2 separate regions of the Homo sapiens genome follow, and region 2 is linked to region 1. Evidence: chromatin loops called from intact Hi-C (ENCODE). Cell type or tissue: MCF 10A. All regions are shown on one strand. Each heading gives the region's core, and the rest is flanking DNA. Links, peaks and the distances in the headings are about the cores only. Region 1 has its middle 130 kb from the start of LINC01435. Region 2 has its middle 310 kb from the start of LINC02661.

Region 1 (17,140 bases), core at 4,669-12,668:
TCAAGGAGACTGGTTTCAAATGCAGTTAACATAACTTTCAGCCATTGTGCATAAGTGGAGCCTATGCTGTGGGTATAGGCATTTCCCCACAAAATATATCCGGGGGAAATGTGTAGACAGAGAAAGAGGAAGAGGGAAACTATTCAAAGATTCAAACAGGGCAAAGCACTCCTTTACTACCACTTTCTTTGATTCTAGAAGGTACTAAGACCTGACTCTGTTGTTCCCTTACTTAGAGCACTTCAAAAATGCTCCTTATATTGTAAACACATTGCTGTTTTGGGTGCCATGTTAGTGCTTAAAAAATATGAATTAACTATTCATCATGGCCCCTAAACACTGGTCAAATAATTTAGTAGCCCTAAAAGCAATGAAAGAAACCATCATTGCTTCCAAACCTCCCAGAAACTGGGCTGTGGTGGTCTGGGTGAGATGGCATCTTGGTCTTTGCTGTGACACATTTAAGAGTGGTTATCAGGAGAAATTTTAAACTGATCCTCATACTTTGGTTTTATAAGTTAAAATCACAATGAGATGCAGATATTATCTGTTTCAAGGAACTTTCCCTTCTCTTTCTCATCCCAACCCACAGCTCAGAAGCCACAGGTAATTCCAGGCTTCTTATTTTTTTTGTTAGCTTTCATAATAAGGAATCTATAAAGATGGAAAGTGTTAAGAAATCCAGAATTTAACACAACTTTTAAATTAAAGTAAATCAAAATCAATTAAAGATGCCTCTCAGTTATAGGCTATTTTATTTTAGGTGTTTATAATTTTCCTAAACATTCTAATGACTCAACATTATTTTGTATCTTGCCAACACGAATGTGCATATTGGCATAAATATAAAAAATGAGTGAATGTAACACAGGAGTTCAATAACAAAGGTAAAGAGAGAGAAAGCATGAAAGTGTGAGGTCAGGCACAGACATGGACGGAGACAAATGTAGACAGATGAATATCACATGCTTGCTTGATTTTCTTCCCTCTTGTCCTACTTTCCTACCTCCTAGGGGAGTTTTGTTTTTGCTGATTTGGTTTGTTCTTTTCCTGCACATACTTTATAATTAATCACTTTCCCAAGCATCCTCATCTTGGTGTCTGCTCCTTGACCCCTACTCCAAAATAATAATCCTTTTCCAGATATCTTTTACTCCCTATCTCATTCATTGATTTTCCTGACAGTGATTCTTTAATATTCCAAATGAACTACTTGCACTGAAGTTCTTGTCTAGGCACACTTACATGTAACCCAACTAAGAAATATGTGACAAACAAACTGAGATAACTGTCTCCAAGCTGGTGTGCCATTTTCTGTAATTCATCAATATTCATGCTTACGTTCTCCAACGACAATTCCTTTTAATGATTTAGATGGTGGTTCCTGACTCACTGACTCCAAATCTCACAAGCGTGATGGCAGAACCCCACATTTACTTGGTTAGAATTGGTAAAATCAAGAATATCCTTTTAACTTGATGTTTGGGCTACTTTATGAAATATTTGTTTTCTTATTTAGATTTCATTCTAGTTTATATGACATCAATTCTTACTTGAAAACATCCACCTGTAACTGAAATGATTGAAGTTTGATGAAAAACATATTGACTGGCTGAGGAAACTATATGACAATTATATATTGCTATAGAGAAATGAGACAAGTCCAATAGCCACATCTTGAGAACCCACTATGTGCCAATAGCTGAACCCTTCCTGTGGACACATCTAAGACTCGTTGGCACATACTGGGATTTTGATCATTACACGAGGGCTAACGTATCTTGAGGCAGGAGCAGCTAGCTCTCTCTTCCCTTTGACAGAGTTGTGTATTTATAGCTGGGTTCATTGGCTCACACCTGTAATCCTACCACTAAGAGTTGTTATTCTTTTCATTATTATTATTATCTTATCAATCTGTTTTAAGCATTTATTTTAAAATGGTAAACTGTTTTAATTTATTAACAACCATTATAACAAACTCAGAAATTTTATTTTCTACCTCTCTTCATTTCATGTTCAGGTTCCCCAGAGATAGCCATTGTTTACTCAATAAGCTATTTTATCACATAACTATTTAAAATGGAATTTCTCTTCATACCATTTGTCCTTCCAAGCTTCAAGACAAGAAATGTTGCATTGGGAGACATTGTCTCTTTCTCCTCAGCTTGACTAAATTTTAGACATGTTTGTTTTTGACTATAGACTCCGTTCTCTCTTTTTAAAAACGCTTTTAGAGCACTTACTTTATAAAACTTGCAAATGTAAATTCTTAGTCTTTGTTCAAATCTCTTTGAGATTTTAAATCTTCTCCCAGACCCTATGCAGTTTTAAAACCAAGAAATATCTTTCTCAAGGGCTTGGTAGCCATTCTTCTGAAATATAATGATTAAGGAAGACAGGGTCCTGTTTTTCACTCTCTGTAAGAAGGTAGGAAACTACCTTTGACAAACACCAATTAACAAACACATTGACCAACCTTCCCTCTAAAGTCCTCCAGCCCTTTTCTACTAGCTCATCCCACTGCTTAAGAACCCTCCTACCTTTTGTTTTATCAAAGTTGTGCTTAGTCTCTCTTCTCTACTGAAATAGTCATAATCACTCCACAACCTATGCATGTAATAACATGAGCCACATGTACCATCACAATGTATCCCATAAATATATACGATTATTATTTGTTAAGTAAAACATAAATCTTAAAAAAGTAAAAATAAACCCTTCCTTGCCTGTTTACCTGTGTCTGGTGCATATTTCCCTTCGACTATATCCACCTTTATTTTGTTGTAATACCTTAAACCAGTGAATGTAGAGGGAGAGAGGACACATCAATGGTACACAGGACAGTGTCTGGAACAAACAAATGCACTGTGTCAGGTCACAATTTCTTCCCTGGGGCATTGATGGAACAGCTTTAGGCAAATATGACAAGCAAACCCTGTACAGCCCTCCCACCCCTCTTATGGTAGTTGGCTCCTCTCTAGCCTGCTCACAATCCCTATCTGGTCATGGTCCTTTTATTTCTTTCTTAGTTCCATATTCTCCCTCCCTCTCAGACTTTTTTTCTTTATCCTAATCGGAATTTAGATTTTTCACATGAAGGAGAAAATTATCAATCGTAACTAGGCCAAAAGACCATAGAGGGTTTGGAATCTCAGTTTTGCTTTGAATCCTGACTCTACCATTTTAATAAGGATGACCTTAATGAACTTATTGGATCTTTCTAAGCTTGAGTTATATATTTTCCAAAATGAGAATAATATTACCTAGCTTACATGACCACTGTGAGAGAAGTGTAAGGTATTTAAAGCAGCCAAAGGATACTGAACAAACAAAATAACTGAAACACAAGTGTGAAATAAATAAGTTACCTTCCCCTATAATGAAAACCAGTTGTTGAAAAGAAACAAAGAAGAAACATTGAAAGACAGCAACAACTTCAGTTATTATAACACCAATCTCGGCCATTCAAATACTGTCTCTCCTTCCCAGCAGTGACACTGATTTGCTGTGAAAATCTTCCATTTTTTGATTGTTGGTTTACTCGAGAAAATCCTCTTCTGTCTAGTAATGGACGTTAGTAGTCATTAATGGGCTCTACTCTCAACAGGGTACAAGAAGAAGTTAATTTATGCCTGTGGCGGGTTCTGGGATTGTCCTACTAAAGAGATCCAAGATGCTTTCAAATGAAAAGCAACAAAGAACAGAAGTTAAGGTCCCAGATTTCTTCCAGAAAAGCAGACAACTCCTACCCTCAAGCTAGGCTTGCAAGAATTCTTTTTTGTCGGGATCTTAGAAGTTTAATATTTTATGAGGGAGCTATTGATATTGATGTTGAGGACATGGTAGGACTTTACTTCTCCCTCAAAGGATAATTAGCTGTATCCATCACAGTTTCACAGGTAGGGATAATTCACTGCACCACTACTGCGCCACTGTGATATCTTCATGCTGGGCTATAAATGATTACTTCAGCATGCATTTAGTCATTTGGAAATTTAAATATCTACTGTAGACTCTGAGACTGCTCTAAAATCAAATTCCAGAAAAGAGCAGTAAAGAGAATAAAAAAAGATGAATTTTTGCTATAGTTCCTCTAGAAAGGGTTAATCTTAGGGGAGCATAAAAGAATGTTTTCCAAAACAGACTGGCTGTCGGATAGTAGATAAATAATTACTTTCAGTCACATACTAGAGGTTTTTTTTTTTCTCTCTCTCTTCATCTTCAGGCTCCTGTATTTTCTCTGCACAATGTTGTGTGCCTCATAGAGTGTGACACAGAGTCATCTGCTCTCAGAGCCCAGATGCTCTGAAGGTAAACTCTGTGCGCCCAGTGCCTGGGCTCATAGACAAATAACAGCCTAGGGACAGTCCTGCAGCTATCCCGTTCCCAGAGTGCCCAGATGACATTTGTACTTGACCAAAGTTCTAGAAAAAAACTTTTGCTGTCTCCAAGTATCCTGAAGTAGAGCCAAGACTTCTCAGTAGTTGAGTAGTTGAAGGAAACTTGGCTTATTCTACTTTCCATAAATGCCAGTATATAGAAATTAATTAACTAATCATCTAGACAGGCTTACAAAATTGTGGTATACTTTACATGTTCACAGTTTACAAATAATACTTTTACACATACACACACATCAAAAATCGAAATACAATTGTCCTATTCAAAAGATAATTTCAGAACCAATACAAAATATCATCTTACCATTCAGCATTGACAGTGTGCTTTAGTAATGACATATAAGCTTAAAATTGAATAATGAACATTTTAAAATCAAATTCAATTAAGCTATCACTGCAATTAAATGTGTATTTTTATTTGGATTTATAACAATCCTAAAATAATTTGAGATTCTTTAGATGACACTTTGCCCCATAAGAAGCTTTGGAAATATTATCTGACTCCTTAAAATAACTGTTACCATTTTAAAGAACAATTATTTGATTTAGCTCTGGGCCCCCAACAATAAAACCTTAACTCTTTATGCATATGAATCATTAGCTTTCTCTTATCTGTCTCGGTACTGCTATCATCTGCCAATTATACATCACAAATATGTCATTGTTAAAACAGACCTAACAATTACACAGAAAATAGACTTCATTTTCAGAAGGCATCATTCTCACTACTCTTCTAAGAGATTTATACATATGAGTCTTGACCCTCAATTTAGTGCAGGTCTGATGGGCAAAAATATGCAGTTCCATGTCCATGGTGACCCAATTACAATATGTTGTGTATTTTAAATGCTTGACTGGGATGTGAAAAGAATGAATTATGTTCTATAATAAATAGCATAAGCTCTAAAGCTAGAAAAACACAAATTCAAATCCCTAGAACAAATTACTTAACGTATCTAGGCCACTGCTGGATTAGAATAGTGTAATAATAACATATTATTTTAGGTTTTCTTTAAGATTTATATATAAAGTACTAGTAAAATACCAAGTATACAATCCTATTAATACATAATGAGATTACAGTCAAATTGTGATTTTTCAGAGGTTGCTTAATAGCAGTTAAAATGAAACAATTGTTATTAATAGTCACTGTATTTACAGAAACACAAAATATTAGAAATTAATTAAACTATTTCTAGATTGGATGACAACTCTTCTTTGAAATATGACATTCAGTCTAAGATCAGCAGATCCCTGTATTACCTCATGCAGCAAGTGTTACTTTGGGGAAAATATACCTGTAAAATCAGCATAGTTAATGATCAGATTGTGATGTACAACATGTCATGTTCCAGACATTGGATAAGGATGACAACTTGGTATAGTCTTTTGGGGGAGATAATGACTGTTAGAGTGAGGGAGAAGGAATTATTGACTAAAACAAGATGCCCTGAGTAGCAGACTGCTAGCTATTCAGGGAAAATCCTTAAAAAAAAATTCTGGGTACAAAGCTAGACTGCATTTCCCATATCTGCTTGCAGTAGGTGCGACCATGTGACTTAGTTCTAGCCAATAAACAAAAGCAGAAAGCCCCACTTTTAGATTTGATTAATAGACATACCCCCATGATTCTCTCCATGTTCTTTCTGCTATGCCATGACCAAACGTACATGAAGATTATACTGCAAGGGATAGAGAGATCACATGATGAAAGCTTCTGAATTCCTGAATCACCACAACGAGGAAAGTTATCAGCTGACCAGAAACACATGCCTTGGACTATTATGTAAGCAAAATACATAAATAATAACTCTTCTGCTGTGGTTGTGCCACTTTCCAAGTTAAGATCTCTTTGTTGCTATTGTTGGCCTGCATTAAAAATACAGCCGAGTGTTGTGCTTGGCCATTTAGACCACCCACTAGACTGCAGACACCTGAGAGAAACTTGAGGGGTGCTTTGTTATAGCAGCCCTAAGAAACAACATATTTTATAACAAAAGATATTTAAAACATCAGTTCTGGTGGCTAGCAGTTCAAAATCAAGATGTTGGCTAGGCCATGCCCCTGTGAAAACTCTAGGAGAATCCTTACTTACTTCTTCCCAGGAAGCTTTGGTATCCCTTGGCTTGAGCCTTCCTATAAGTCCAATCTCTGTTCATTGTCAATGGTGTTCTTCCTGTGTTTCTGTGTTTACATGGTCATCTTCATATAAGAATACAATTCATATTGGATTAAGGGCTCACTTTGTTCCAGGATGACATTATCTTAACTCATTACATCTGCAACGACCCTTTTTCCAAATCAGGTCACATTCTAAGACACTAGGAGTTAGGGCTTCAACTTAACATTTGTGTGTGTGTATGTGTGTGTCTGTGTGTGTGAGTGTGTGTGTTACAATTTAGTCTATAATAGTTAGTATTAAGAATTAGTAAAACATACTTTTGTATCATTATCTCACAAGGTGTCCCAAATGGCTCTTCTCTATACTCTTTCCGAATGTTAAGACCCAATGCCAGGTCTCTCTCGTTCAGCAGATTTCTCTAATGCTCTAAAACACAAAATTTGCTCCCTTCTAGGAAATCCGGTGTTATTGAAAATCTAAACCTTTAGCCTTTGTTGCCATTGGTGGCTAGTGATACCATGTCAAGATTAGCACAGAAAAGCATAACCACTGTAATCACTGGGATACACGGATCACACATACACACACACACACTCACATGCACACACACATATGGTTTAAAATTAGCTATTGATCTTAAGTAGTGGTGGGAGCTTATTAAACAGTCTTTTTGAGGTGGCCATTTCTGGGGCAGGTATTAGAAACTAAAATCTAAAGGGGCAGGTAGACAAAAGTTGAATGGTGCAAACAATGGCAAAGTGGAATCTGCAAGGTTGTTCTGGTACCCATGGTAAACAGGAACTGGGGTCAGTCTCTCATTGCCTCTAAGCTTCCACCTTCTATGACACAGGTGTACTGGAGGAGAAAGTGATGCATTTCATCATGAAACTAAATATCTACTTGACCCAGAAACTGAAAAGTTGAAGGCGGGCATCCAATAGCGGTCGTTGATCTACAGCCCTATATCAACCAGGTGGGATAACAGGTGACCGACGCCATACTCGAGCTTCAAAAGTACCTGTGTACTACTCTCAGCCGTCTGAATCTAAATACAAAAGGTGACTCCTGGTTCTCTTTGTCTTCCCAATCTATTACAAGATTTCTCCTGTACTCTGCCACATGTACAACAAATATCCAGAAAAGAGAATTCTGGAAACCACAGTTCAAGCCTAATTAAGTTGATGTAATACAAATCTACCACGCTAATGATCTTTTAATGATTTAAAGTACAGCTGCTTTCTTTCTTTGTTGATTTATTATTTAATTGAATGAATACTCATTACTCACATTATTTCTTTAATAATCTGTAATATGTATGAATTCAGCTGGAATTAATAAGACATGGTCCCTTGAGTCATACAACTTCTAGTCCATCAAAGAAACAGATGTACAATCATATAACTAGCACACAATTTAATTATGTTGTTAATAAATGCTTTTATAATGGTATATACAAAGTGGTATAGAAGCTTAGAGAAAACGGTGACCAACACTGTCCTGAGGTAATAAGGAAAGTTTCACAAGGAAAATATTTTTGTTTGCCTGCATTGATACAAAAGAGTCATCTTCAAGCTCTGAGATTCTTTCCTCAGCTTGGTGAATTCTGTTGTCAATATTTCTAATTATGAAATTCCTATAGTGAACTTTTCATTTCCAGAAGTTCAGTTTGGTTCTTTTTTAAAATGGCTGTGTCATCTTTCAACGTTTAGATCATTGTGTCCTCTTCATTGGATTCAGTTTCAACCTTCTTCTGTATCTTGTTGAGCTTGCTTGTCATCCAGATTCCGAATTTTATGTCTCACGTTTCAGCCATTTCAACGTGGTAAGAACTATTGCTAAAGAGCTTGTATGATCACTTGGAGATAAGAAGACACTCTGGCTTTTAGAGTTGCCAAAGTTCTTGTATGGGTTTTTTCTTATCTGTGAGGACAGATGATCCTTTATCCTTTGATGTTACTGTCCTTTGGATATGGCTTTTTGCTTTTATGTTCTTTTTTTGCCCTTGAGTTTTGACTGTGGTACGAGATAAGCATAGTCAAATGGCTTTGTTTCTGGTTGCTTTCACAGACCCAAGGCTCATCTTGGCACTCCTGGGTTATGTGCTCTAACACGGGGGTGCCGGGACAAGGCCCACAGCTTTGTTCCCTTGAGGTTGAAAACTGGCTATTGTGGGGGAGCACCAATGTGCTCCCAGACCACTGGCAACAGCACTCTGCTGAGGGTTGTGGATGAAAGTGCTCTGGTAGGGTGGCAATGAGGTCATAGGTGAAAGTGCTCCAGTGGGTCATCAGCAAAATTGCTTCAGTGAGGCAGCGGGGGTCACCAGTGAAAGTTGTATAATGGTGGCCACTGGCAAAAGCACTCTGGGAGGGCAGCTGAGGCTGCACTGTGAGCCAGTGTGGCCAGACAGGGACTCAGAGAAGCTGGTGACAGGGGGATGTGCAGATTAGACGTGCTCTGGTCCTGCAAGAAACAGCCCTGCTCTGTCCATGTCCACCAGTGAACAAAGGCCAGAACTATCTGGAGGAGTATGGAGAGCCTTGATGGGCGCCTATAGCTGTGTTCCACTGCAGCTGTCCCCGTGCCAAACCACCTGGGCTCCAGGTGGATTTGAGCTCTGTCTGTCTGCTCTCTGGGCCATTTCCCTGCCAACTCAAATGTCTGTGGGGGTTATGGGGGCTCCTGCAGCTAGGATTCTGGAAGTCCATGGTGGGAAGGGACCACTCTGCATTTATTTCACTCAGCTCTTCTTTAGGAGCCATTCAAGCCTAGAGATTTTGTTTTGTTTTGTTTTAGCTCTGAAAGTCTTTTGTGCTGGGAAACCCCTCAGTCCTGGGCAAACCTGAATGTTTAAGAACATTCTTCCTTCTCTGAGTGAAAAACCTAAATTGTATTCTTTAAGGAAATTTTTACAAAAAGGATTATATATTCTAAAGATCCTTGCTCCATGGGGAAAAGGGCACCTTTTTAAGATGCAAATAAAATCAGCTTTTTGTTTTGGAGACTTTCTCGACTACTTTCACTGAGAATTGAAGCTGCCTTATTTGGTGTCTCCAGAATCCCAGACCTGGCCAAGGGAAGAGCGCCCTCTATGAGTAGAGCTATGCCTATGCAGGCCATAAAGCTAAAGTAGACCTGTCCAAGTATAGCTTTTTCTACTGTGAGCATTCTTTTTTTTTTTTTTTTTTTTGTATTATGACTTCATTTACTTTGTAATATAATTTTTAGATACCAATTGGCATTTTTCCTGGGAACATAATTTGGTGACTCAGCCAAGTGTAAATGTAAAAAAGTGTTAATGTGTTAGGAATCAACTTTTTTTTTTTTCTGCAGAAGATTCAAGTAACACGACTCCTTAGCTTACTCATTTAGCACTATCCATTGTCTTCACCCAAAGTTCTCCTATTTGTGGGTCATTATGGAGGTCGTTATCCACAGACTTTCTCTGTGAATATCCAAAGATGCTTTATGCAAGCTACAAAATCACAGTAAAGGATAAGCTGTTTGGGAAATAGAGGGAGACTTTAAACCACAGTGGTGCTTACAACTCAGGCTGAGGGTTCCCGCATATGGTTGTGCATCTGGCTTTGAGGCTGGCAGAGTTGGAATCTAGTCTGCGGTCTCCTCATCAACACAGCCCCGATGGAGTTGTACCTGGCCAGAGGCGGCATCTTTCTCTAATTCAGATAAAGGTACTACATGGCATTATATAGACTAGACCAGGCCCTGGACCTTTTGTTAAGTTTGCTATATAATTCTAACTTGCAATGTATAATTTAGGATGATTTTTGGTTACAAATAGGGTAGCAGACAAATTAACAAAAACGTGAACTTTTTTACTCAGAAAGGGAATTTGCTGGAATAACAATAGAACTTACCAACAGTTTTGTAACTGGACTTCAGAAATATTAGAACCATCAAGATGCTATCCTCTTTTTATTGTGTTAGCCTTGTTCTTCTATCTTACCTCAGAACAGCTTTCTCCTCATGGCCAAAACACAACTGCCAAGAGCTGCCTAGTTTTATGTCTCACAGATTTAGTCCCAGGGAGAGAGTGATCATATTGTTTTTCCTCTGGAAGACACTCATTGCCCCAGCTTGGGTCAAGTACCCAATCGAACTTAGCTGGAATGAAGTCCCATGAAAATGTTATACCTCTAGAAACAATATAGATGGAGTAGAGGCTGGAGGAGCTGTCTCCTTGGACAAAGAGAAATACCTGTCCCAGAATGTGATCTGAATGTCAATCTGAACAATTAAGTGTCATCTCAACTATGTAAAAAAGGTAAGGCCGTGAATTAATCACAGATTTGAATTTCATTCCCTGCAAAGCAAAGTACAAAAAAATAAGTCAAAGATACATACCCACCCTAAGCCCTCAAAAGTTTCACCCCTCAATTCTAACTTGGATACTTCTTACATTTTATCCTGTTTAAATTCTGCTCGCTCCAAGGCTCAATTTCCTTTAGTAAGACTTCCCCAGTGTCATATTCTTCATTGACTTTTCTCTTCTGTCCATTTCTGAGGTACTGATAGCTTAATTCACACATTACCTCTCTTGATCATGCATTGAGCCAATTATTAATACATGACTATTAATTAGCAACAATCACCTACCTTCTATTTTCTGCATGGTGAACCAGTGCTAGGTGTACTCTCTGTAAACATGTTTAAGAATGGATTCTGGGAGACTATAACTTGGCATTGCTTTTGCAAAGAAGATTGGCTAGACTCACAGTAAGTCTAACAGATGAGTGCCAGGGAAACTTACTGTATTACTCAGAGTTCTCCGGAGAAACAGAACCAGTAGAAGATAAATAAATAGATAGATAGATAATAGTGAGAATTGGTTCACTCAATTATGGAGGCTAAGAAGTCCCATGATATGCCATCTACAAGCTTGAGAGCCAGGGAAGTTCATGGTATAACTCAGTCTGAGTCCAAAGGTCTGAGATCCTGGGAAGCTACTGTAATAAGTCCCAGAGCATAAGCTGGAGAACCTGGAGTTCTGATGGCCAAGGGCAGGACAAAATGGATGTCTCAGCTCCAGAAGAGAGGATGAACCCTCTTTTCCTCACCCTTTTTGTTCTATGTGGGCCTTCAATGGATTGGATAATGCCCACCCTCCAGCCCCCCAACAGTGGTGAAGTCAGATCTTCTTTACTCAGTCTACTGACTTAAATGTTAATCTTTTCTGAAAATACTCTTACAGACCTACCCAGAATCAGTTTCACCAACTATCTGGATATTCCTTAACCCAGCCAAGTTGATACCTAAAATTAACCACCACACTATTTTGGACTCACTGAAGTATATGCTATGGAATGACCTCAGGCTGGAAGCTGAGACACAGGTGTGGGTAACATAAGACATACGTCTCTGCCCCTCCCCCACCATAAATTGCTATAAATGAGTGGACTGAAAAGACCATTATTCTGTCTCTTCAATTTTCTACTTATGGTAACTTTTTAGGTAAAGAGGAAGTTCAGAAAACTTTTAGAAGGGGTACTTTTTGTAATTTCTAGAAGGCAGAGGTGTTTGTGTTTCAACATACATTTCCAGATGTGATGCAAGTCAGTGAATGTGATTAGAATACCAGCTCACTAATTTGAAGTAATTAAATGGAAATCAATTTAAATTGGTGGAAAAACACATTTTGAGCCATATTTAAAAGGCACAATAACTAGAATTTGACAAACAAAATGTTACAGGAAAATGCTCCACAGAGAGAACTTTGTTTAGGGAACTCTTCATGAAGGCTTGCATTAGCATATTTATTGTTAGGGTGTCAACAATGTTCCCAGAGTAATGGAAAACAATATTTTCTCTGAAGTAAAATAATGCATTCTTTTATACTTGTTACATTATTTGCATTTAATTTAACCTCTAAATGGCTTATTCTTTTGTGTAGTATTGTACTTTGCAGTTCAAAAGCATCTTCTCATTTATACCTTGCATGATCTATCAGGTAAATAAAGTAGAATTGCTAGACTTCCTCGAGCAAGAATGTGAGGCTTAAAGATAATTTATGAATTTCCTGAGACTGAAGACGTGTGAGTCATGTGATGGGATCAGAAAGCAATAGACTCCAGTTCATTCTGATACATCAAGTAACCATGGATCTGAATTACACCAATATTAAGACATTGAAGTCTAAATACATTGCATTTTTCTTTAGAGGCAAATGTTGATATACCCATAGGAAAACTGCAGGTTTAAAAATAATCCATCAGCCAGGTGCGGTGACTCATGCATATAATCCCAGCACTTTGGGAGGCTGAGGCGGGCGGATCACAAGGTCAGAAGTTCGAGACCAGACTGGCCAACATAGTGAAACCCCATCTCTACTAAAAATACAAAAACTAGCCTGGCATGGTGGCGTGTGCCTGTTGTTCCAGCTACTCAGGAGGCTGAGGCAGGAGAATCACTTGAACCTGAGAGGCAGAGGTTGTGGTGAGCCAAGATCGCACCACTGCACTCCAGCCTGGGCAACAGAGCGAGACTCTGTCTTAAAAAATAATAATAATTCATCAAATACAAAACTCTCATCACTCCTAGAATAATTCCTCAAGTTGTTAGGGACAATGTGTAGGAGGCATGATAGGCTTGGAGGAAAAACAGTCCCTCCCTGCTGATTCTGGCTGAACTAAATTGTGCTCTAAATTTTATCACATCCTTTTTTGTTGACCGATAACATCTGACTGATAACGGGGTCCCCACATAAATCTCATCTCAAACTATAATGCCTACATGTTGATGGAGGGACCCCGTGGCAGGTGATTGCATCATAGGGGAAGTTTTCTACATGCTGTTCTCATGATAGTGAGTGAGTTTTTACAAGATCTGATGGTTTTATAAGGGGCTCTTTCCTCTTGGTGCTCTCTCTTTTGCTCACTTACATGGGTAAGACATGCCTGCTTCCCCTTCCTCCATGATTGTAAGTTTCTGAGGCCTCTCCAGCCATGCAGAACTGTGAGTAAATTAAACTTGTTTTCTTTATAAATTACCCAGTTTTTGGCTGTTCTTTAGAGCAGTGAGTAAACAAACTAATACATTGACATATTACAATTGGAAAATAATAATGTATCTGGGTCAAGTTAAATATATGTAATCAAATACATATGTGTGTGTCTTTGTGTGTATATATTACATATAAGTTTGTATATATAATCATATCACATATTATGTATAGTGTCATATATGTAAAATATACTATTTGCATTATAAATACACAGTCACTTATATTTACTTAAATACATTAATGATATTTTTTTCCTTCTCCATCTAATGAAAGCAGATAATTGGACTTAATGATATTTTGAGGTTGCATTCAGTATCCTCTATCTTTTCTCTCTGTCTGTACTCCTCCGGCAGAGATGTGTTTATAGCGGAAATTGGATTTACTGTTTGCATAAACCAATATCTTTAGCTGGTGGCTGTGCAGGTCCAATTAACTCCTCTAACAATACAACTGAAATGAGGTTATTGGATTATGTTGGTAGGCAATTAAAGTTGATTGGATCAAATACTCCTTGTAAACTTATTTAAAATTAAGAAAATATATCTAAAAATACTGCATAGAATGCTGAGACATCTTGGAGAAAATTGGAAGATTTATTCATTTATCTTATATGAGGCAATGCAGCATATGGCCCCTAATTTATGCTGAGATTTTTTTCAATTTTTTTTTGGAGATTTAATTGACAAATATCATATATATTAAAGGTGTACAATATAACGATTTGATATACATATACATTGTGTAATAATTTCCACAATCAAATTAACACATCCATCACCACTCGCGTTTTATCTTAAATACCCACAACTTATTTATCTTATATATGAAAGTTTGTACCTTTTGACCAACTTCCCCCCAATCCCCCTACCTCCTAGCCCTAGTGGTTGCTTTTCAACTCTCTGCTTCTGTAGGTTTGACTTTTTTAGAGTCCACATATAAGTGAGATCATACAATATTTATCTTTTGGTCTCTGGCTTACTTCATTTAGCAAAATGTCTTCCAGGTTCATCCATGTTGTTGCAAATGGCAAGATTTTCTTACATTTTATGGCTGAATAACATTTTGTGTGTGTGTATGTGTGTGTGCATATCACATATTCCTTACCAATTCATCCATCAATCATAGCTGAATAATATTCCCTGTGTGTGTGTCTAGGTATGTCTGTGTGTGTGTTTATATCTCACATTTTCTTTATCCATTCATCCATCTGTTATGGTTGAATAATATTCTGTGTGTGTGTGTGTGTGTGTGAGAGAGAGAGAGAGAGAGAATTGGTGTGTATATATCTCACATCTTCTTTATCCATTCATCCAACACTTAAATTGTTTCAACATCTGCATCTTATCTCTTGTGACTGATGTTTCAATGAACATGAGAGTGGAGATATCTTTTTGAGATACTAATTTATTTCCTTGGGGTACATACCCAGAAGTAGAATGGCTGAATCATATGATAATTTTATTTTTAATATTTAGGAACCTCTATATGCTTTTCATAATGACTATATCAATTTACGCTCCTACCAACAGTGTACAAACATTCCCTTCTCTTCACAACCTCACCAATACTTGTTATATCTTGTCTTTTTGATACTAGCCATCCTAATAAGTGTGAGGTGATGATCGATTATTGTTTTGCTTTGTATTTCTCTCATGATTAGTGATTTTGAACATCTCTTCATATACTCATTGTGGATTTGTACGTTTTCTTTGGAAAAATGTCTATTCCACTCCTTTGCCCATTTAAAATCTGATTTTTATTATTATTATTTTTTGCTATTGAGTTCTGTTAATCACTTACATATTTTTTGGATTTTAACTCCTTATCAGATATATGATTAGGCAAATATTCTTTCCCATTCCACAGGTTGACATTTTAATTTGTTGCTTGTTTCCTTTGCTGTGCAGAAGCTTTTTAGTTTGACACAATTCAAATTATTATTTTTTAAATTTTGTTGCCTGTACTTTTGGTATCATATCCAAAAAAACTATTGGCAAAATTAGTGTCACAAAATAAAGGCCATATATGATAAGCTGACAGCATACTAAATGGGAAAAAGCTAAAAGCTTTTCCTCTAAGATCAGGAAGAAGACAAGGATGTTTACTTTTGCCATTTTTATATAACACAGTTCTGGAAGTCCTAGTCAGAGAGATAAGGCAAGAAAAAAAAATCATTCAAATTGCAAAGGAAGAAATTAAATGTCTCCATTTACAGACAACATAATCTTATATATAGAAAATACTAAAGACTCCATTAAAAGTCTGTTAGAAATACTAAACAAATTCAGTAAAGTTGTAGAATACAAACTCAATATACATTTAAAAATCAGGGTTTTCTTTACACTTACAATGAGCTATCCAAAAATGAAATTTTTGGCCAGATACATGGCATATGCCTCTAATCCCAGCACTTTGAATTTTAGATTTTTTTTTTCTAATCAGTGAAGAATGATGGTGGTATTTTGATGGAAATTGTGTTGAAATTGTAGATTTTTTTTGGCAGTATGGTCATTTTCGCAATATTAATTCTACCCATCCATGAGCATGGGATGTGTTTCTATTTTTTTATGTCATGTATTATTTCTTTCAGCAATGTTTTGTAGTTTTCCTGGTAGAGGTCTTTCCTCTCTTTGGTAAGGTATATTCCCAAGTATTTTATTTTTTTGCAGCTATTGAAAAAGGGGTTGAGTTCTTGATTTGATTCTCAGCTTGGTCACTGTTGGTGTATAGAAAAGCTACTAATTCTTGTACATTAATTTTGTATCCAGAAACTTTGCTGAATTCTTTTGTCAGTTCTAGGAGCTTTCTGTAGTAGTCTTTAGATCATATCAAATAGCCAACAGTGTTTGGAGGCCATTGATTTCTTTCTCTTGTCTGATTGCTCTGGCTAGTACTTCCAGTACTATGTTGAAAAGGAGTGGTGAGACTGGGCATCCTTGTCTTGTTCCAGTTTTCAGAGGGAATGCTTTCAACTTTTCCCCATTCAGTATTATGTTCGTTGTAAGTTTGTCATAGATGGCATTTATTATATTGAGGTATGTCCCTTGTATGATGATTTTGCTGAGAGTTTTAATCATAAAAGGATGCTGGATTTTGTCAAATGCTTTTTTTGCTTCTATTGAGATGATCATATGATTTTTGTTGTTAATTCTGTTTATGCAGCATATTACATTTATTTACTTGCATATATTAAACCATCCCTGCATGCCTGATATAAAACCCACTTGATCATGGTGGATTATCTTTTTGATATGTAGTTGGATTTGGTTTGCTAGTATTTTGTTAAGGATTTTAGCATCTATGTTCATCAGGGATATTGGTCTGTAGTTTTCCTTTTTTGGGTATGCCCTTTCCTGGTTTTGGTATTAGAGTGATACTGGCTTCATAAAATGATTTAGGGAGGGTTCACTCTTTCTCTATCTTGTGGAATACTGTCAATAGGATTGGTACCAATTCTTCTTTGAATGTCTGGAGGAATTCTGCTGTGAATCTGTCTGGTTCTGGACTTTTGTGTTGTTGTTGGTAATTTTGTAATTGTCATTTCAATCTCACTGCTTGTTATTGGTCTGTTCAGGGCATCTAATTCTTCCTGATTTA
Region 2 (17,140 bases), core at 4,490-12,489, 810 kb after region 1:
GATGTTGATAATCCTTGCTTAGATATTAACTGATAAATATTATTTTATGTGTTTACCATCTATGCTGTTCAGATTGTATACTAAAGATACATGAGGGGAGGCATTCAAATGTGCAATCAATATAGATGTAGATGCATTACATTTTCTTTAGCAGATGAAATATGAAAGGATCTTTTTTTCTTATTTGCACAAAGGTTAGCAGTGAGATAGTTTGAACATATAAGTGATTAACTGGTAATGACATTTTACTAGAAGTGGTTCTACAAGTTTAGAGCTATGTATACTTTCAACAGCATCCAGACCAACTCGCTGTTTATAAATATAGAAACTAAGTCCCCAAATTGGTAAGTAGTTTTGTGTAGAATGGAACAATGAATTGGAGCCAGAACAAGAAATCAAGTCTACTTGAATAGAATTTCGTGGCCTTTCTACTATATAGTGATCTTCCAACAGGGGTCTGATCCAGAAAATAACAAGATATATATTTTTTAATATGTACTTAGCAAAAATTTGTAACTGGAATGACAGACAGGAAGGTTTACATTTTGTGTCAAGAAGCCAGTCTTAGAAAACATCACTAAACAACCTCACAGCCCCTTTTGCCCGGAAAGAGAAATTCATGAGTCCAGGCTGTTGGTAGGTGAGAGGAGAAAGCTGCACCCAGGAAATAAGGCTCCATAAGTCAGTTGTGGGTATTGTAAATTCTGAGAGAATAGGACTAAAAAAAAAAAAAAGAAAAAAAAACCCACTAAGTCATTAAGAAGCCTTTTCAAATGTGTTAGAAAAAAAGATGAAATTAAAAAAAAAAAAAGAGGAAAGAAACAGGGTATTACAGGTAAGCCGTGGGCAATTTATGTTCATGACTTAATTAGTTTTATGCTGAATAATATCATTAATGGCTTAATGTGATATAATTAATGCCAAGATTTAGTAATTATACAGTGATTATAATTAAACCCAACAATTAAATTTATGGGCAAAAAATGAGATAAAGGAAGTAAGATGCATGCTTCATCAATGAAAATATTCCTTAATGAATAAAGAATCAAATACTTCAAAAATGATGTTGTTTGTAGAAAGTCTTCACACAGTTACTTCTCACCTCACAATTCATGCATATAAATTTTTATGTACACCTGGCATGGTGGCTCACGCCTGTAATCCCAGCACTTTGGGTGGCCGACGCCTGTGGATCACCTGATGTCAGGAGTTTGAGACCAGCCTGGCCAACGTGGTGAAACGCCATCTCTACTAAAATAGAAAAATTAGCTGGGCATGGTGGCGTGTGCCTGTAATCCCAGCTATTCGAGAGGCTGAGGCAAGAGAATTGCTTGAACCTGGGAGGTGGAGGTTGCAGTGAGCCGAGTTCCTGCCACTGCTCTTCAGCCTGGGAGACAAAGCGAGACTCCATCTCAAAAAAAAACTTCATGTACAGCAAGTAAACACAGAAATGAGCACTGAATCTGTCTAACCCCATTATGTAGTCAATGCATCCAAATAATGAATTTGTTTCATAGTTTGTGAATTTTATATTAATGGCTACCACCTTGTGATCAGGCACACATTTATCATGTACACATTTCTTAAATCATTAGATCCTCCCAAAAAATCGGTGGGATGTATTATATTCCCTTGTATTATTTCTAGAGATAGGTAAGGAAACTGATACTCAAAGGGCCTGTGGTACTTGGTCAAGATCTCAGCAGGCAGTGGTGGAGTCAGAATTTGAAACTTGGTGACTGTCATGCAAAAGTCTTCTCTTTTCTAAGCACCCCAGTTCCTTCCCTTATTGCCCCAGCCTCAGTGTTCCTGTATTTACAAGGCTTTTCTAATTTGCCTTCTAGATTCTCAGAGATATCTTAGTAAACTACAGATGGCTTTAAACTGTTGACTCTAGACCACACTCTCAAACCAGAGTCTGCTAATGCCTAGCATCTCAGGATCTGAAGCTGTGGAGGGGGAGTACAGGGTGGGGTGTGGCTGGGGCAGGAAGTAGAATGATGGAACAGTTTGGGGGTGACACAGGAACAAAGGACTCTGCCTGTACTTTGATTGATTTGTTTCTTCTGTCATGATGGGTATAACTTTGTGTTAGAATTCTTCAGAGAAATGGAACCCATGGTATATATTTATATATGTGAGTGTGTGTGTGTGTGTGTGTGTGTGTATATGTATATGTATATGTGTATATATGTATACGTATATACACACATATATACACATATATGTGTATATATGTGTATATGTATATGTATATATACTTATATGTGTATATATACATATATACATATATGTATATATGTGTGTATATGTGTGTATATATGTGTGTGTATATATATACATATATACATATATACACACACTCATATATATACACACAAATATACATATATACATATATACACATATATAAATATACACACACACATATGTTTATGTATATGTTTATGTATATATGTAGACAGAGAGATTTATTTATTACAAGGTATTAGCTCATATGATTATAAAGACTGAGAAGTGCCACAATTGATCAACCACCTGGAATCTGCAAGCTGGAGACCCAGGAAACCCAGGGGTGTAGGTCCAGAGTCCAGAGGCCTGAGAACCAGGGGAGCTGATGATGTAAATTCCAGTCTGAATCCAAGGGGAGGAGGAGGCCTATGTCCCAGTTTCTCAGTTCACAGTAAATTATCCCCTCCTCTGCATTTTTGTTCTATTCAGGTCCTCAATGGATCAGAAGATGCCAGCAACATTGGGGAAGGCAAGCTGCTGTACTCAGTCCTGGGACCCAAACACGAATCTCATTCAGAAACATTCTCCCAGACAAAGCCAGAGATAATGTTTAGCCAAATATCCTGGCACCCCATGACCTGGTTAAGTTAACACAAATTAACCGTTACACATGTGCACATACCTCTATGGCTAACAGTCTTCTGCCCCAGTTCTTAGAAATAGATTCTGCCCTTTCATAAGAACTGTCTTCTCCAAAGCTACATGTGCTCACTACTTTTGTCTATTTTAATTTACACAAAGGGAAATCCTTGGCCCTTCATATATTCTGGATTGTTTATTGCTTGTTTATATTTGGAGGGATATTTTTTCAGGGTTTTTAGAAAATTCCAGGACGAATTTTCTCATTGTATCTCGGACACAAAAGAAGTCTGACACCCTGGAGACGCAAGCCAGTTAAATAAACCATACTGTTGCTGTCTTCCCAGTGTCCTCTGATATCTACTGCCATTCAACTTTAAGAGAGGAGAGGGCTGGGCGCGGTGGCTCACGCCTGTAATCCCAGCACTTTGGGAGACCGAGGTGGGCAGATCATGAGGTCAGGAGATCAAGACCATCCTGGCTAACACGGTGAAACCCCATCTCTACTAAAAATACAAAAAAAAAAAATTAGCTGGGCGTGGTGGCGGGCGACTGTGGTCCCAGCTACTCGGAGAGCCTGAGGCAGGAGAATGGCGTGAATCTGGGAGGCGGAGCTTGCAGTGAGCTGAGATCGCGCCACTGCACTCCAGCCTGGGCGAAAGAGCAAGACTCCGCCTCAAAAAAAAAAATAAATAAATAAAGGAGAGAGGCTGCAACTGCAATGTACCCAATCAAAGCCCGGCCACTCAAGCAGAGAACACAGAGACTCTGGAAGATCAAGCAGAGTGGGAAGCAGGCTTGGAATGCCAAATACCTATATGGAGGAGAGTAGACGGGTATTTCAGTTACATCAGGAGATGGATTTGTTCCTAAAACTGCACCACAATGAAGGTTTAGCTGGCAGCTATAATATTCCATATGTTCCCTGTTGAGAAAGAGCCATCCCAGGTTAAGAGTTTAGTAAGCCAGAGAGAGTTTTCCTCTTCAATAATCCAAAGTTTTGAGTCAGGCGCAAGTCAGTAATGCTTTACTACCCAGGGTGAACACATACAATGACACTAGGAATATAGAAAGGCCAAAATGAGAACTAGAGACAAAGACAGCAGGAAGTTCATCAGAGAAACAGCACAAAAGAGCAAATAGCTCATTGTGATGATTTGCGCCAGGTTGACTGAATTTGCTTTTAAATGAAGAATCGTTAAAACTGCCACTTAGAGAGAAAACAAGGTGACAATATAAGATCTTTGCAATCTTCTTAAATATGTGGGTTCATAAGAATGTGTCTGCAGAGGGTTTGATAACTGAGTACTCCTTTGAGAGACTTTGAGTTTTTTGGTTTGTTTGTTTGTTTGTTTTCCCGAGACAGAGTCTTGCTTTGTTGCCCAGGCTGGAGTGCACTGGTGCGATCTCGGCTCACTGCAACTTCTGCCTCTTGGGTTCAAGCAATTCTCCTGCCTCAGCCTTCCAAGTAGCTAGGATTATCAGCATACACCACCACACCTGGCTAATTTTTGTATTTTCAGTAGAGACGAGGTTTCACCATGTTGGCCAGCTGGTCTCGAACTCCTGACCTCAGGTGATCCAACCACTTCGGCCTCCCAAAGTGCTGGGATTACAGGCGTGAGCCACCGTGCCTGGCTGGGATTTTTAATAAAAATTCTTCCTAAAATTTTGTAAGGAAACTTATAAGATATTAAAAAGAAGAAAAGTACCAAGTTGTGTGGAAGTCACCAAATCACGTAGTGCTAACTGACATCAGCAACATGGAAAGATGAGCTAAGAATATTCACACATCCCCATTTCATTTCCCAACTACCCTTTCTGTTCAATACCTCAGAAAGCTACAAAATGGAAAAATGCACATTTAGCTTCCCTAGTAGATTTGGAGAGGTCGATGTGATATAGTCCTGGCCAATAGTACATATAAGAATTGTGCAGTTTCTGCTTCTTGCCCTTACTCATCCTTGCTGGAATATATGATGCCTGGAGACACACTAGCCATTGGGAACCATGAGGTGACAACCATGAAGATAAGAAGCCAAAAAACTAAGGATGACAGAGTGGGCCAGAGAAAGGCCCCTGATGGCATCACTGAGCAGCTGTACTAGGTTTGGACTGCTGACATCTGAAATCCCTCTTAGTTGAGAAAAATAATATTTTAAATGTTTAAGTCACTTTAGGAACAATGACGATGTTTGTTCCTTGCAGCCAAGAAGATTCCTAACCAATATGACATTTAAAATGTTATTAATGTCCTCCAACATTAAGATGATTATTTTTTTCCCAGAAGAGGGCTGTTAATTGGTTTTAACTAGGAAGAAGCCTACTTCTTTTTTTATTCTAAATAAAAATACACCTCCCTCTTTTGCTCTTTATTTTCTTATGAGTTGACTTATTAGGGCTGTACTGGCCCCACCTCTAAAAGAAACTCAAAAGTGTAAGGACCCTGGCACTTCTTAAAATAAAATAAAATTCCAATCTTAAAAGGCTGATCAGGGAGGGAGAATCCTCACCCAGTGGCAGAGATGAGAGGAGGGAGATTCCTTAGGGATTAGGACAATCTTATGTGTAGGATGTGCATGAATCAGATTTCAGCGTTTAATCCATCATCCTTCTCTGAGTAGAGATCCTCCCTCATTAAGGGGCCTTGTGAACTTAAGTTTAATTTCACAAAGAATGCAGATGAGCTTCTTTATGTAAATCTGTAAGAATCTGAGAAGTGAAAACCCAAACTCCTGTTTAGATGCAGAGAGTCCAAGATACCTATATAAACTTCTAAGAGGAATTATAAAACTAAATATAAAAGAACAAGGGGCACAATAAAAAATTTTGTTCTAATCCTTCTAACTGGAAATGAAAAAGAGCCCAGAATCTGGCACAAAAAAACAAGATCCATTTTTTCCAGAGCAGAGGGGGCTTTGTAAGAACGTCCCCACCTGTAAGGCTCTGCCAATGCGACGTAGAAGCCCCTTGAAAACAGTATTTTAGGCCGGGAGCGGTAGCTCACGCCTGTAATCCCAGCACTTTGGGAGGCCGAGACAGGCGGATCACGAGGTCAGGAGATCGAGACCATCCTGGCTAACACGGTGAAACCCCGTCTCTACTAAAAATACAAAAAAAATTAGCCGGGCGTAGTGGTGGGTGCCTGTAGTCCCAGCTACTCGGGAGGCTGAGGCAGGAGAACGGTGTGAACCCAGGAGGAGGAGCTTGCAGTGAGCCGAGATGGCGCCACTGCACTCCAGCCTGGGCGACTGAGCCAGACGCCATCTCAAAAAAAAAAAAAAAAAAAAAAAAGGAAACAGTATTTCCACCTCTCTCCAATTCCAAGCCTGCATGGCTCCCTCAATATGGCTTATATTCATGAAATAGTTGTTATTAAAGATGATGCAAAAGGAATAAAACATTAGCTTATTTATTTTGATTCTCCCAACAAGAAAAACTGATAGCCTGATAATTATAAGGAAAAAGGAAAAAAAAGTTGTTTTTTTTTAAAAAGCATTTTTTCACATATTTCATATAAACAAATCTCAGTCATAAAATGAAATATAAATCTTTTATGTGCATGACCAATAGTTGGATGCAAATAACTGCATTCTGAAGCGAGATAATTTCATCCTTCAACCATACTGCTGAATAGAGAAATTGCAAATATTAACTTTCTGTGACAAACATTAACAATTTCATAAAGAAGGAATAGATTAATATTTTATCAAAAATGAGCTGAATATTTTCTTCCACTATTTCTTCAGCTAAGCAGAAATGTTGTCTGAGTTGAGAATCAGCCTAAAACAGATGCTTTGTTATGCACATCTCATTTTTTTAAATATGACTAATGTTATTCATTGTATAGAAGCTACTGAAGTTCCCACTGAAATAAGATTGATTTTGAATTTCTCTCAAGAAACTTCCTCTTTTATCAGTATTAATAAAATCGCTGTGCCTTAAATAATTCAATTTCCGTTTATTTTCCACCTGGAGAGCTTTAGAAACTTAAAAAAATCCACTAATTTTAGAAAACATAAGCATTGTTCCATTGGATAGTTTTTTTTTTCCTACTGTAGTTTTGTAAAATACATATTCTAAAAAAGGACTCAAGGACAAGGAAGCATTATAGTGTCTTCAAACAAATCCTTTTTGAGGAATAGAGAGTAATGACTTAAAGAATTTTGTGGAGGGTTCTGTCTGCAAATTGCAGCTAAAGTTGAACATGACTCTGGAAATAATTTTAGTCTCTGCTGGAAATTGGAAAATACAAGATTTTCTTACTTCCTATGCTCATCAGAATAAAGCATCTCTACAAACTACATTCTTAATCTTTTCTTATAATATGGCTGTATTGCTTTTATACGACATTAATAAATGATTTACCTTGCCACAAATAGAAGCTTAATGCAATGCTATTCCATTCATTCAATCTTTCATCAAACATTTATTAAGCATCTTCTGGCCAGGCACGGGGGTAATCCCAGTGCTTTGGGAGGCAGAGGTGGGCAAATCACAAGGTCAGGAGTTCGAGACCAACCTGGCCAACAGTGTTGGTGAAACCCCATCTCTACTAAAAATACAAAAAATTAGCCAGTCGTGGTGGCGGGTGCCTGTAATCCCAGCTACTAGGGAGGCTGAGGCAGGAGAATCACTTGAACCCGGGAGGCGGAGGTTGCGGTGAGCTGAGACTGTGCCGCAGCACTCCAGCCTGGGCAACAGAGCGAGACTCCATCTCAAAAATAAAAGAAAAAAAAAGTTCTCCAAATGTAGATTATTGACCACGAAGCATACTTCTTCCTGACAAATAGCTACATAAACAATAACTTAAACCCTACTATAATCTTTCCTGTATTTTGTGTGTGTGTGTGTGTGTGTGTTTGTGTGTGTGTGTGTGTGTATTATACAATACCCGCCTGTGTGATATAAAACAAATTTCATTATATGCAGAGGATGTTATTCAGCAAGTAACACAACCTCTTTGGACTTCATTTTCACCCATGTAAAATGAGAGAAACAAACTTAGAGTGTTGTGATGATTAGAGTTAATTTACTTTAAGTTTCTGTCATCTACTGGGTAGGCTGTCACAAAATTCTATCCTTATCTGTAAGTAAGAAATGTCTGACTTAAATTCTGTTGCTGATCTATGGAGCTGGGTGGGAGAAGGTTAACCTTTATTGTATATTCATTGCATTGAATGTCTTGGAACAAGTTCCTCTGTAAGAAATCCTTCTATAATCTCAAACTCAGAAATGAGTCCAATTATTCCATTCATTATCAAACATGAATATGCCTCCATCCAAGACTGATCCTTTTAGTAATACACTCAAGTAAAATGTTATATACTGATCTTCCTTGGGGAAGGGTGTAGAGTTTCAAACTACCAAGTGATTTTTAGCATTTGGTCTTGATTTCTCACAATGTCTTAATGACAGAAGGAGAATGACAGAAGGGGAAAAAATGTTTCTTTTCTTTTGTTGTTTCATTAGAAGCAAGTAATACCATGAAAAAATGTTTCAAATCTTCCTCTTAAATATTTACCAAAACACCTACATGATTGATGTTCTCTGAACGTCTCTGAATGTATCTGAATGTCTGAATGTATCTCTGAAATGATTAACTGCTACTTCTCAGGAATTCACAGATGGGCTCAGAAGGTGATGATGGGTGCATGAGACAAATTCTAAAAATGAATACATAGATATTATCCCATGAACACAGAAAATATATTTTGATAATAAGTGATATTTTATGTACCACTTATAAGTTCCAGGTGTCCCAAACAGAAACTGATATAATGCATAAACTTATTTGGAGGAATATATAGTTCATACGACAGCATTTGGTTGATTTATTAAGGCACCTAGGTAAAGTCACATGCAAATTCTTGTCAAGAAAGGAAACACCATAATCTTTAAGACCATCACTTAGAAATAAAAATAAATTATATAAGGGATGCTATTTGGGCAAAGGGTTAAGGCTATAAATTTGAATATGTGGCTAATATTTCTTAAATTATTTTTCTCTAGGCACAACTGTAATGCCTTCTGCATTGAGACATGTCTACAATAAACATGGTCCAACTGGATTACCAACTGCACCATAGACACAGTACCTGAATTAAATAGCAGAAGATAAGAGACTTGAATATTTGTAGCCTTTGAACATATTCTTCTGAGATAGGACATTCTTTGTTCCCTAAACTTGTATGGGACATTAGAGTTTCCTACCCAGTATGTCCCAGTGCTCAAACTATTTTTTATTATCTTCAGAGTTTTTCTTTCTGTCTTAATTAAAAGAGTAGTTTTTACAGAGCTACAGAATAAATAAAACTCTGACGTATTTTCACATTCACACGTTGAACATTTCATGTACGTTTGACAGTTCAATATTAAACCTAAATTCCCTTCCCCCACCATAAATTATGAAGCATATATTGCCATCTAGCGTCCTTCTGAAATGACACTTCTGCCAAGATTATGAAATAAAACATGTTCAGCCAGACAAAGGAGATGTAAAACTTTTGCAAGGGGATATCTTGGATTTGTATGTTTCAAAAATATTTTTGCTGAAACTCACAGAATGATCCAACGAAAGTGTCGTAAGATCAGTGTCTTCATCATCTCACTGAAAGATAGAGAGTTCCAGATTTGGTTACTTAGGAAGCATAGTGATGTCAACTATGATTCAGGTGCTTCTCTTTCCACTCAAATCTTGAGCACGTTGGCTTAAATCCTCAGGCTAACGCCCTCATAATCACCAAATGCTGCTACTCCTCCATGTATCATATTTTTGCCTAATCATACCTGAGGGAAGAAAGTGGGCAATCCCCTTGTATATGTCTTTGCCAGACAGTCTTCCATCCTCACAATTGTACCTTTTCCCTTAGGTCTGACTGCATGGATTAGATCACTGTTTATGCCCTAAAGCCAAGGAAATCTGAGCAAGCAAATGCACAATCTGGAATTTTCCATCTATCATAAGCGCTTATTAAAGAAGAAGTAGAGGTTAATCACCCATGTTGGAAAGAGTAAAAATGACAAAAGAGAGAAAGAAACAGTTTCAAGTGGCCTAGGTAATGAGCTTTACTTTTCGTATTTCAACATTCCATAGAAAGGGTCCTGGACATATTACTGAGATGTGTACACTGGGGAAAGGGTGCGTACTGAGAAAAAGAGAAAGGTACAAAATGAGATAGACCTAGAAGGATCCCCACAAAAGCATTTCTATGATGGAATATTGCATTTGGCCAAGAATAAAAAAAATGATCCTGAAACATTCAAAGGACATGAATTACTGGGACTCTGCAAAAGGCCAAGTGAACTGCAACATGAGAGTCCATGCAGTGTCCATTTCTCATGGGTATGCCTGATTTAATACACAGAAAACTCAGCAGTGAAAGAGACCTTGGATGCAGCTCACAATCTGCATGGCAACTTGGCAGGTACCAGGAAGTTCTGAATTCCTAATCTTGCACTGTGTGTCCTACATGTAAGACACACAAAAAAGGGGCTTTGGCACTGGCATTCAGATGGTCAGTCTATACATGTGAAAATTGAGGCCTGAAGAAATCAACAGGGTTTCTGTCAAAGATTAGCATTAGCGGCCAGGCACAGTGGCTCACGCCTGTAATCCCAGTAATTTGGGAGGCCGAGGCAGGTGGATCACCTGAGGTCAGGAGTTCAAGACCAGCCTGGGCAACATGGTGAAACACCATCTCTACTAAAAATACAAAAAAAGTAGCTGGGCATGGTGGCACGTGCCTATATTCACAGCTACTTGGGAGGTTGAGGCAGGAGAATCGCTTGAACCTGGGAGGTGGAGGTTGCAGTGAGCCGAGATTGTGCCATTGCACTCCAGGCTGGGTGACAGAGCAAGACTCTGTCTCAAAAAAAAAAAAAAGATTAGCATTAGCTTATTTTTCAAAAGTAGTTGTTCTGTATTTCTGTATTCATGCATTTAGTGTTTTATTCCAATGACTGAAAGTAGTGTTTATCTAAATTTCTTCTATTTACACTATGCTCTGGGGACTGGAAATGTCTTGGGATAGTTTAGAATTTGAAAAGGTACTCAGACATATTTTGACATAAAACAATCACATAATCATACAGTATCATTCTGAATGAAAACAGTGGTAACAAACACCAATTCTCTTATGTGATATAGAACAAAACTTCAGCCTTGAGAAAGGCATTAACTCATCCAGTGTCCCTTGGTGATAAAATAGAGCTGCTGGGTTTAAAATTTAGGTATTTTAATTCCAATCCAGCACTCTGTTCACTACGTTGTCTCCAAAATTGTACAGGATATTTGTTAAGAGTTTGGGATTTGGAGACAGACTTGCATATGAATACTCAGTCTGCCACTCAGTGTCTGTTGATTTAAAATGACAAATTTAATGTCTCTGAGATGTGGGTCCATCATCTGTCAAATATGAATGTAAATAAAAACTATCTTGTAGGAAATTTGAGAAAATAAAATGCAGTCTCTATAATATGGCATTGGAAGCCCACGCGTATGGTGCTTCCAAATGTTAACGTTAGTCATTAGCTCTGTCAGGACTCTATTTTCAGGAGTTGTGTGTGGCCCTTGGGGATTCTATGGGAATTTAGGGCCTATCTAATTTAATCCATAACCATTATACCGAAGTCCTGTGGCTCAGTGTAAAAGTATGATTATGTAGCCCAACCGTGTGGATGCCTATATTAGTGGTGCCATTTTTTATTTTTACAGATTGCAAAAGTAACTTCGAGCAAGTGATTTAACCTCTCTTTGCCTCAGATTCTGGAACTCTCAAATGAGTATTATAAAAGTATCTATTCCATAGGGTTTTTGCAGGGATTACATGAGTTAATAATGTATAGAGTTTAGAACAGTGCTTGGCAAGTGGTAGGTTCTATATAAGTACTATTTTTGCTTTTTGTAGTTAATATTATAATCAATTATGAAACTATCTCATTGGCATCTTCACCCTAATTCCAGAATGGACATTCTAAATTGCAATTTCTATTAAAACAAAACAAAGCAAAACACTCAAACCTTCATGGATGAGCAACTCTTTTTAGTTCTAGGAGCCTCCAGTCCCTACAATGGCACACACTGTGTAATAGGGGAATGGTAGCACGGCACGGTCTGTCCTGGGAAGCCTCCTCAACAACCTGCGATCCTCTGCCCACAAGCACTGTTGATCTCAGCTGTATCAGACACATCATTGCTTTGGTTCCTCCTTCATACACAGCAGCCCTGGATCAGACAAGTGTCCAGATTCCAGAAAGCCTAGATATCAGCTGAGGAAGTACAAACTATTCTAAGACAGAAAGAAACATCTGTAGTCGTCAGCTGGTTCATTTAAATACACAATAAAGTATCCCAGAAAGACTTGTAGTGAGGCTTAACCTTGAAGAATTAGAAACTTTAAACTATTCCACATTAGAGGGTAGGAAAAAATACTGCCCACCTTTTCTTACAAGCCACACTGGGCGTGGTGGCTCAGATCTGTAATCCCAGCACTTTGGGAGGCCGAGGCAGGTGAATCACTTGAGGTCTGAAGTTCAAGACCAGCTGGCTCAACATGGTAAAACCCTGTCTCTACTAAAAATACAAAAATTAGCTGGGCGTGGTGGCACACATCTGTAATCCCAGGTACTCTGGAGGCTGAGGCAGGAGAATCGCTTGAACCTGGGAGGCAGAGGTTGCAGTCAGCCGAGATCGTGCCACTGCACTCCAGTCTAGGCAAGAGAGAAAGACTCTGCCAAAAAAACAAACAAAGAAACAAAAAGAAAACACCACACTAGCAAGACTTTATGTCTGAAGTGCTCATTTTCTCACTTTAAAACAATGCATAAAATCCATTATAAGCTGATTATACTTCTACATTAAGAAATGAGGCACCACTATAATTTTTTTCCAAGTTCTTCTCTGCCTAAAGGTCAGTGTGGTCAGGGGTGGTATTAGATAGTGAACCTCAGATGACAGAAGTCATACTTGGCATCCTGAGTTACAGCTGCCAGATGAGTGCAAACATGCTTCCATCTGTAGACGCTGACATTTCCCATCCTGCTGTAGAATTTTCATATCTAGGTTATTGTGAAATGAAAGTTGAGTCCCTCTTGATTTTCAGGCCTTTGAAACTAAAACTACCAGAAGACTCTTTCTTCTTTCTTTTTTTAATGGACAAACTTGGCCCACTTCCTGTTTTCTTTTAAATAAAGTTTTGTTGAAACATATTCACATTCATTTGCTAATGACTGCTTCTACAACAGCAGAACTGAATAGCTGTGACAGAGACTATCTAGCATGAAAACACTAAAATACCTGTTCACTTAAGAAAAGAGTTTACTAGCCCCTGTTTTAAAAAGGCTAGCATGCCTTTCATCCAAAAGTTCCAGTTCTAGGAATATATATTAAGGGATAGAAGTAAAATATAAATTCTAGACATATACACTAAGTGGGTAAGTGAAAAAGAAGGATATAGACAGTGAGATGTTTATTGCCATGCTGTACACAACAGCAAAATATTTGAAATAAATCTAAAGTGCATCAAAAATAAATTATAAATATTAATACATATAAGATGTATAAGGTACATAAAAATAGTGAATGTTATAAAACTGTTTATTGCCATGCTGTACACAACAGCAAAATATTTGAAATAAATCTAAAGTGCATCAAAAATAAATTATAAATATTAATACATATAAGATGTATAAGGTACATAAAAATAGTGAATGTTATAAAACTGTTGAAAAGGATAAGATATACCTATTCAGTTTGACACAGAAATAGATGAGCAACAATGATAATAATAATCACACTTTTATTCAGTGATTAACATGGGCCAGATACTGTATTAATCCTTTTTTATCTACTATTATCTTCAATTCATAGAAGAAAATATTGAGGTTTGGAAAGAGTGTATTGTTGTTCAAATCACACAACTGACAAATGACAAAGCTGACATCTGAACCAAGATTCGCCTCTTTGCTCAACTTCAAAGGAAGAGGCAGAGAAAGAGAGAAGAAGCCAGTGCACACTAGCTGTTAACAGATTGCAGGTCAAAAAAGAAGCACTGGACACTTCAATTTACTCTCTATTGCTATAAAAAATGGCTTAAATACTTAAACATAAGACCTAACACCATAAAAACCCTAGAAGAAAATCTAGGCAATACCATTCAGGACATAGGCATGGGCAAAACTTTATGACTAAAACTCCAAAAGCAATGGCAACAAAAGCCAAAATTGACAAATGGGATCTAATTAAAATAAAGAGCTTCTGCACAGCAAAAGAAACTACCATCAGAGTGAACAGACAACCTATAGGATGGGAGAAAATTTTTGCAATTTATCTATCTGACAAAGGGCTAATATCCAGAATCTACAAAGAACTTAAATTTACAAGTAAAAAACAACCCCATCTAAAAGTGGGTGAAGGATATGAACAGACACTTCTCAAAAGAAGACATTTATGCAGCCAACAAACATGAAAAAAAGCTAATCATCACTGGTCATTAGAGAAATGCAAATCAAAACCACAATGAGATACCATCTCACGCCAGTTAGAATGGCCATGATTAAAAAGTCAGGAAACAACAGATACTGGAGAGGATGTGGAGAAATAGGAACGCTTTTACAATGTTGCTGGGAATGCAAATTATTTCAACCGTTGTGGAAGACGGTGTGGTGATTCCTCAAGGATCTAGACCCAGAAATACCATTTAACCCAGCAATCCCATTACTGGGTATATACCCAGAGAATTATAAATCATTCTACTATAAAGACACATGTGCACATATGTTTATTGCGGCACTGTTCACAATGGCAAAGACTTGGAACCAAACAAAATGCCCATCAATGATAGACTAGATAAAGAAAACGTGGCACATATACACCATGGAATACTATGCAGCCACAAAAAAAGGATGAGTTCATGTCTTTGCAAGGACATGGAAGAAGCTGGAAACCATCATTCTAAGCAAACCAACACAAGAACAGAAAACCAAACACCGCATGTTCTCACGCATAAGTCGGAGTTGAACAATAAGAACACATGGATGCAGGGAGGGAACATCACACATTGGGGCCTGTCAGGGGGTGGGGGGCAAGGGGAGGGAGAGCATTAGGAGAAATACCTAATGTAGATGACGGGTTGATGGGTGTGACAAACCACCATAGCACGTGTATACCTATGTAACAACCCTACACATTCTGCACATGTACCCCAGAATTTAAAGTATGATTTAAAAAAAGAACACTTCCCCCCCGAACCAATTGAGAGTAAGTTGCTGAACTGATATCCCCTTACTCATACATACAGCCATCTTATTCCAATAAACAAAAAATATATGATTTTCTGCATAATTACAAACAATGATCACCATTAAAGCCATAAATTAATGTTGATGCATTACTGCCATATAGTACTCAGATATCAATGCTCCCAATAATGACTTTATGACAAAAGGATCCCGTTCAGAATCATTCGTCATATTTTATCGTCATGTCTGTTTAGTCTTCTTCATTTTTGGAACATTTCCTTTCTTTCTTTGACTTCCATAACTTTGACACTTTTGATAATTGCAGGCCAGATATTTTGTAAAATATATATCCCTTGTGGGTCTGCCTGCTGTTCCCTCATGATTAGATTATATGCATGTTTGGTTCTTTGTCCTTTCCCTTTAATCTTATCATGCAGTGGATGATTTCAATTTGTCCCATTACTGATAATGTTCACTTCCTCATTACAAATGATGATGTTGATTAAGTAGTGCTTCTCCACTCTGAAGTTCCTCTTTTTTTCTTAAGTATTTTGTTTCAGAAGGGTCACTTTCAAACTATTCAAAGATTCTTTTCCTCTTCAAATTTACTTATTTATTCATTTATTTAAACATGGTTAGACTGATGGTTTCCTATTTTATTCAATGGGTTATAATGTGTTACTAGTATTACTTATTTTGATGCTCAAATTATGCTCAATTTGGCACAGAGAACTTCTCCTAACTGGCTTCTGTGTCTTTTTGATACATTCCATCATTATTTATTTATTTACTTTCTGGCACACACGCACAAAAATATTCCTGGTTCCCATAGTGAAAAATGTATTTAGAAGATAAGATACGGGCAGAAGGAGTGCTCCTATTTTTAAAAACACTTTACTGAGGTATGATTGACATATAAAAACCTGTACATTTCAATGCTTACAACTTGATGACTTTAGAAATGTGTAAACTCATAAAATCATCCCTACAATCTATGTCATAAACCTATCCATCACCTCTAAAAGTTTCCTATTCTTTTTTAATTATTATTATTTATGTGTGTATTTGTGTACTTGTGTGTAATAAGAACACTCAATGTAAGATCTTACTGCTATAACTGCTCTGAGGCCCTTTCAATTAATAGAGCAAACAAATAAAGGAAACCAAACAACACACATACTGCTATGGTTTAAATATAGTGCCTTCTGTAAAACTCGTGTTGAAACCTAACCACCAAGATGAAGGTATTGGAAGGCAGGGCCTCTGGGAAGTGAATGGGTAAAGAAAGACCCACCCTCATGAATAGAATAATGTTGCTATGAAAAGGGCTTGCAGGACCTAGTCCATTTTTCTCCATTCATCTGCCCTGTGTGGACACAGCAAGGCCCTCACCATCCCCTCCCACTTGATCTTTGGCTTCTCAGTCTTCAGAACTGTGAGAAATACATTACTATTTTTTTTAATTACTTAGTCTGTGCTATCTTGGTACAGTAGCACAAATGAACTAAGAAACACACACACCCTTCCTTGAAGTCATACTGATACTTCAAATTCCAATCTACCAAAACTGAAAAGATTCCTTTTAGTTTTTACACTTTTAACATTTGATCTCCCTTCTCTAACAGTGAGAAACTGGGCTCTCGTTATCCTTAATTTATTGTTCTTCCTTTCCTTCTATCCCTTTGCACATAGCCAATATTTCTTCTTTGCAAAGCCCCACCTTACCTGTCTTTGGTTCCAACATGCTATGTGGGCCACCCTTTGACAGGAAAGCCCTCAATCCTCACCCCTCACCCCATTTCATAACCAATACTCCAAGCTGGGCCTGTCTCACCACCATTGCATGCATGTCCCCCTCACCTATTCCAAGCTGTTCCCACTTGTGTGTCTTACTCACCCTGCACAGAACGAGGTGAGGTGCTCCTCATCCCTGCACTACGCCCCTGCAGCTTCCCTTTCCTCCCAGGACAGCCACTTATCTTTTTTATTATGCCCAATTAAATGGCTTCAGGAATTAATTGTTCAAGAA

Evidence for each region. Peaks named below come from ENCODE experiments on the same cell type or tissue, not always from the same donor. Only the 100,000 strongest peaks of a DNase experiment are listed, where the experiment ranks them.
Region 2: a loop joins it to region 1, with 26 times the contacts of the local background. A loop is called at or near these places in 2 of 110 quality-filtered maps.

What each region holds. Positions count from the first base shown.
Region 1 is chr10:108,195,002-108,212,141 of GRCh38, forward strand. No RefSeq gene overlaps it. Among named protein-coding and RNA genes, the nearest start is that of LINC01435, 130 kb to the left of the region's middle. In MCF 10A, for the core only: a CTCF peak has its summit at 9,605; a DNase peak (open chromatin) is centred at 9,610.
Region 2 is chr10:109,009,787-109,026,926 of GRCh38, forward strand. No RefSeq gene overlaps it. Among named protein-coding and RNA genes, the nearest start is that of LINC02661, 310 kb to the left of the region's middle. In MCF 10A, for the core only: a CTCF peak has its summit at 9,287 (motif pointing left); no DNase peak of the experiment used is centred there.